Regions from separate parts of the Homo sapiens genome. Here region 1 is linked to region 2. A link is a loop called in an ENCODE intact Hi-C map of the cell type or tissue named here. Cell type or tissue: IMR-90. All regions are shown on one strand. Links, peaks and the distances in the headings refer to the core of each region. The heading gives the core; the rest is flanking DNA.

What was found. Peaks named below come from ENCODE experiments on the same cell type or tissue, not always from the same donor. Only the 100,000 strongest peaks of a DNase experiment are listed, where the experiment ranks them.
Region 1: a loop joins it to region 2, with 2.0 times the contacts of the local background. A loop is called at or near these places in 4 of 110 quality-filtered maps.

What each region holds. Positions count from the first base shown.
Region 1 is chr10:50,429,697-50,432,618 of GRCh38, reverse strand. The region is part of intron 6 of SGMS1 (sphingomyelin synthase 1); the gene reads left to right. Among named protein-coding and RNA genes, the nearest start is that of ASAH2, 180 kb to the right of the region's middle. RefSeq lists an enhancer at 553-772. In IMR-90, for the core only: no CTCF peak of the experiment used is centred there; a DNase peak (open chromatin) is centred at 1,338.
Region 2 is chr10:50,316,259-50,319,180 of GRCh38, reverse strand. All of the region lies in intron 8 of SGMS1 (sphingomyelin synthase 1), which reads left to right. Among named protein-coding and RNA genes, the nearest start is that of ASAH2, 66 kb to the right of the region's middle. In IMR-90, for the core only: no CTCF peak of the experiment used is centred there; no DNase peak of the experiment used is centred there.

The DNA of each region.
Region 1 (2,922 bases), core at 315-2,814, 110 kb before region 2:
AGATTGGCCAGCTCAAGTTCCTTACCTATTGCCAAGCTGTGGTGATTAACATTATAGGTAGTATCTGCAGGTAGATGTTAACAAGCTGGCAATGTCAGAAGGAGGGGTTGTCATGTTTGCAGGTTTCCATTGTGTAAGTACCACTGCTGTGGCTGGCTCATTTTAAACTACCAGCAAAAGTCACTGAAAGCGAGGCTGGGAAGTCTTATGTAGTAGCACAGCATTATATAGTTTCTACCAACCAGATACAGTAGTTACAAATCACCTCAAGAGCATGCTTAACAGTAAAATAATAGGAAGTGATGAGATTTGAGTATTTATTACCTTTGTTTTTAGTATGATTTATTTTAATTTTGTTTATATAATTTAACTTTTAATAATGACTGTGTTTAACAACCAGCTTGCTAAAAATTTTGAGAATTTAACAATTGGTTCTAGTGGCCTGGTATAAGTTGGCTCTAATACACCACTAATTGTAGGTTTCCTGTTGTGAAGACATTTCTAAGCCACAATTCTTTAATTATCTGCCTCAGCCGTGGTGGTAAGAGTTTCATTTGATGAATAAAAACAAGGTTTGGTTTTGAGTCAGTGCTTGCTGTAACTCAAGTTGTCATGCTCATATTGTTTCTGGAATTGAAAATAGATGCCAAAACCAATTTAGAATTTAGAACAGTTTCTTGAGTTGTTGACTCAGCTTCATAACTGACCCCTGGCATCGCTTGCCTATTCTGGCTGTTAAACTGATCTCCAAGTGCTAGTATTGGCGATCAGTCATTCTGCTCACTGCCTATTGAACTTCCTTCTCTCCCTTCCCCATATTCCTTCAAATCTTAAATTCCTTCAGGTAGTGGTGCTACAGAGACAAGTAGTCAGGATTCCTCCCAACTAAGCATTCCATGCAGCTTTGCTTTTGATTCAAAATTAAGTTTTAATGGAAACCCAATTGCCTCTAGGGAGAGAGTAAAAACAAAACAAAACCTGGGCAGTTTAAGGTTCATCTTGGCTTGATTAAAATCTTAGGGAGTGAAATGGAGGAAAAAAACGAAACCAGATCAGACATCTCAATGTTTCTTCTAGAAGCAACTTCTTCAGTTTTCTAACTTGCCCTTTAGAAGGAAGCAATCGAACCCTGAAATTGCTAAGTAACAGCTAAGATTGTGTTTGTTGTTTTTACTTTAAATCTCACCCACCTAGTTCTCAAAACACATTTTTTATTGAACCTTACAAAAATGCCTTGGATATTTCAAAACATTTGCTTGTGTCAGTTCTTTGAATCAGACTTACATAATTGTAAAACATTCATTTCCCCGATTTCCTCTTAAAACAAAAGGTATTTATAGTTCCCGCTGAGTCAGGGATGGACTTGGATTACTGCAAAAGTAATCTGTGTTCATTTCAAGAGGAAGCTCGTGGTTAAAATCTGAGAGACTTGCCTTTGGATTATGAAATAATTACCTTTGGCTTAATTTAAATAAGTGTGTCTTTGTACTTTGAAAGCAAACATGGAAATAATAATTTAATACAGAAATTTTATTATAGATATAACATTCTGACTTATATTATCATCTCTCTTAACAGAATGGGCCTTATGTGGTTTCCAAACATCCCTTGTATAGAAGATTTCTTCATTAGAGAGATGCTATGTGTATAGTCTTTAGATGCGCAAATTTTATAGCGTTGCATTATGTTCATATCAACAAACTCATGTTTGTTGATATAAACAAAAATATGTTTACTAGATACTTGGGACTCGTTGCTTTTGACGATACATTTCAGTACAAATAAGACAGACTTATTGCACTTTAGGAATTGATAATCAAACCTGAAAAGAGAAAACTATAATTTCAAACTGAATGTGGTAGGTATTATAAAAGACATATAAAATACTCAGAAAACAGAAGAGAAAGAGAAATTACCTGGGTGGCAAGAGGAGTGGGCTAGATCAGGGATGAGATTCAGGAGCAGATGATATGTGGATTAGATATTTAATGATTAATGCCTTTTTATTAAAGTACCTTTTATGAAACTATAAAAGTTAACATTGCTAATTGGATAGAACTTTAGAATGCAAAAACTATTTTGCATTTGCAAAACTATTTTGCATGGCAGTGAAAATGCTAACAATTAACATTGCTTTTTTTTTTTTTTGTATTCTGCCATACTTTTCTATGCCGAGATTAGATACATGCTTTATTTTCCCTCTAAAATGGGTCTGGTTATTACTATTGTTTTGAAATCGGCTTCAGTTGACAATATAGTAAGATGATGCCACAGCAATAAATATACATCTACATAATTGTAGATGTATACATAATATATAGCATTCCATGTGTACGTAGTCTATAATGTTGCATATTACTGGACATTTTTGTTTTCAACTTTTCATTTTTGTAAAGTGTGCTGTAATGAACATCTTTGGTAACATCATGGTGCACTCATTCAGTTATCTGGATGAGACCTTTGAACAGAGTTGGGAGGAGTGCTTAGGGGACACTCTAGGTAGAAGGAACAGTTTGAGCAGAAAGGAACAGTCTGAACAGAGATGGTAGAGGAAGATCATGTTTTGGGAAAAGGCTAGAACTATAGTTTAGTAGAATGAAAAGAAGATAATACTGCTAATTAGGGCTAGAAAAAGAAAATAGAGGGTCTTTGATACCAAGCCTTTAATTTATTCTTAGTTGGGTGTCATTTTGGAATCTATGTTATACTTTAAATGAATGACCCTGAATAGCTTCAATTGTTCTTAATTTTTCTTATTTGGGGAAGAAATAAAATAGTTCCAAATGCTCAAGAAAGAATAGATCTTTTAAAATTCTTGAGAGATTTAAGAAACTAACCAGGACATAAACAAGTAATTGAAGTCATGAGAAAAGAGTATGTGTGTGTGTGTGTGTGTGTGTGTGTGTGTGTGTGTGTGTGTGT
Region 2 (2,922 bases), core at 248-2,747:
TTTTTTTTTTTTTTTTTTTGGTGGCAAATCTCACTTCCTGACCAGGTAGACTGAAGGATCCTCCAACACTTAAAGGAGATGTGATTTTGTTAAAGGGAAATCTTGCCTGACTGAAATGCTGGATTTCTTTAATGTGACAAATAAGAATATGGGTAATAGAAATCCATAGCTGACCTTTATTTAAGATTTTATCAAGCCTTTGATAAGTCTTCCGGTTAGAGACTACAACAAAATTTAAAAGTTTTTTTTGATGGAGGGAAGGAGGGGCTGGTGGGAGATTAGTGTTTTATTGCTGATAATTGCTTAGAGACACCCCCTATCCCTAAAACAAGTCTGCCTAGTATAGGAATTGATGAGTACATTTGAGAATGGAGAAATGTAGACAGCCAGATTCTTCACAGCCGAGTGAAGGGAAAAGTCTATTTTAAAAGTTGTATGTATGAATTCTAAGAGGAGTAAAATCTCTTGTCCTTTAGATCAGTTGTGGTGGGCATAATATTTGTGAGTAAAAACCACATCTTTCCAGGAGTGGAGTGATTACTATATGTATAGAGAACACATAAAAGTCTCTTGAGTGATCAAGAGATGGCCACCAGTGAGCGTCCGGCAGGGATCTATATTTAAGGAGAATCATCCAGATTTCACTTGCTGACTGTTAGGCATTGAGTTCTCCCTTAAGAACCCCCCAAAAGATGGACCTAACTTGGATTGTTAAGTAATGCTGCCTGAAATTTGTATAACACTTTATTTTAGCAATCACTTTTATAAACATTGTCTTGCTTTGGTGGGTAGAGGTTGAGGATGAGAAAATGTTCTTGCCATTTTACAGGTGAGAAAACTGAGGCTAGGATGGTAAAATGGTTTGTCTAGAGCCACCTGCATGGTAGCCCAAAACTGCAGTTTGAAGTTGGATTCATGCTCATTGTTGTTCCTATAAAAGTGAGCTTGGAGACCAGTATAGCACAATATAAAGCAAGGAAAGTTAAAATCAATTGGGAATGCTTTGTTTAAGAAGAGAGAAGGCAGAAAATGGGCAATTGGTTTGTGAAAGAATTCCACAGAAATGATTTTTATAGGCCGGGCAAGTTGGCTCACGCCTGTAATCCTAGCACTTTGGGAGGCCCAAGGCGGTGGACATTGCCTGAGCTCAGGAGTTTGAGACCAGCCTGGGCAACACAGTGAAACCCTGTCTCTACTAAAATACAAAAAATTAGCCGGGTGTGGCGGCATGCACCTATAATCCCAGCTACTTGGGAGGCTGAGGCAGGAGAATTGCTTGAACCCAGGAGGTGGAGGTTGCAGTGAGCCGAGATTGTGCCATTGCACTCCAGCCGGGGCTCTCAAGAGAGTGAGACTGTCTAAAAAAAAAAAAAAAAAAGAAAGAAATAACTTTTATAGAGACAGGGGAGCTTGATTTAAATAAAAACTAAGCTTACGAAAAATAGTTAGTGAATAGTGAATAAATGTTGTTTTAGCTATTCAATCGTGTATTAATAAATGACATATTTAAAATTGGTTAAATTTCATTAGAACAACAACAAGAACAACAAAAAGTAAACCTGGAGAAATTGTCCAGCCTTGGGTATTGTCCTTGTTATTTGGAAAGGTGTTTGCAACAATAGCAGGTGTTTTCCAGGGACCTAAAGGCAAGATTGTTTAGCTCAGAGGTAAGACATTTGGGCTCTGAACCCAACTGAGTCACTCTGTGTGACCTCATGTACTGGTCGGTAAGCCACTCTTTTAAATGGGCATAGTAACAACTACGCTCACCAACTGACAAGCTTGTGAAGATACAGTGAGATAACTGATGGGAAAACACTGCTAAAATGTTGGAATCTGTGTACAAACAAAAGATATTGTTTTATTTTGTAAAACTACCCTGTAAGTCATGTTTTTACTGACCAACAGTAAAATAAGGCCGGAGAAATTGTAAGAGGCAGCTTTGAGCCTCTTCATTGCTGCTTTGAAATCTAAAGCATTCATCACACTTTCAAACACATTACCTTCCTGGTGGGGACTACAAAGTCAGGCTAAAGGACATTTCATAACTTACAATAATTCTGCTGCTTGATTCCTTTATCAGATCTGGTCTTTGATTTGAGTGTTTAAGAGCAGCATTTTTGGCATTTCATGGATGAAATGAATTTTCTGTTCATGAGCACATGGTGTTAGCATTGAAAAATACTTGGGGAAACCTCTTTTTTCATAGCCAAAAGCTCACTAGTTCTAAGTGTCACGGTTAGGAGGGCTGTTACATGCCAGTTGAAATTGGGGAAGTGGCATAGTTTTGCTGTTTTGGGCCACTTGGGAAGTTGATGTTGAGGGACACCACAGTGTGTAAGGTGTGTTTCTCAGTTGCAGGCTGCTGAAGATGCAGATTGATGAGGATTCTACCATTCCTCCTCCTGATCCTGTTACTTGATTCGTGTATTGGATTTGGTCTTTGGTCTGAGTGTTTTAACAGCAGCCTTTTTAGCATTTTGTGGATGATAATGAATTTTCTATTCTGGAGGAAGACTGCTCTTTGGGAACAGAACAAAATAATTTACCTTAATAGGAGGGAGAGAGGGACTTTGAGAAAATGTCTGGCTGTTCATGGTAGTTGGAATAGTATAATATTACTTCTGCAAGGTACCTAGGCTGCTGAAGGAAAAGTTCCTTTGTATGTATCAAGTTCCTGGTTTATCCAAGCTTGTGAGGGCCAAGCTGTGCACAAGGCAGCATATAGTTTTGTAAATAGCACATTTAAATAGTCAGAGGACTTGGATTCTAGGCTCGGCTCCAACACTGGAGACCTACAGCAGATAGGGTCTGCCTTGCTGACTTTCCTGGGCTGCTCTAGGCTGCAGCATTAGCGATTGTCAATGCTTATTTTAAATCGCATTTCTGCTCCTTAGTACTCACTTTCAGCTCTTCAACAAA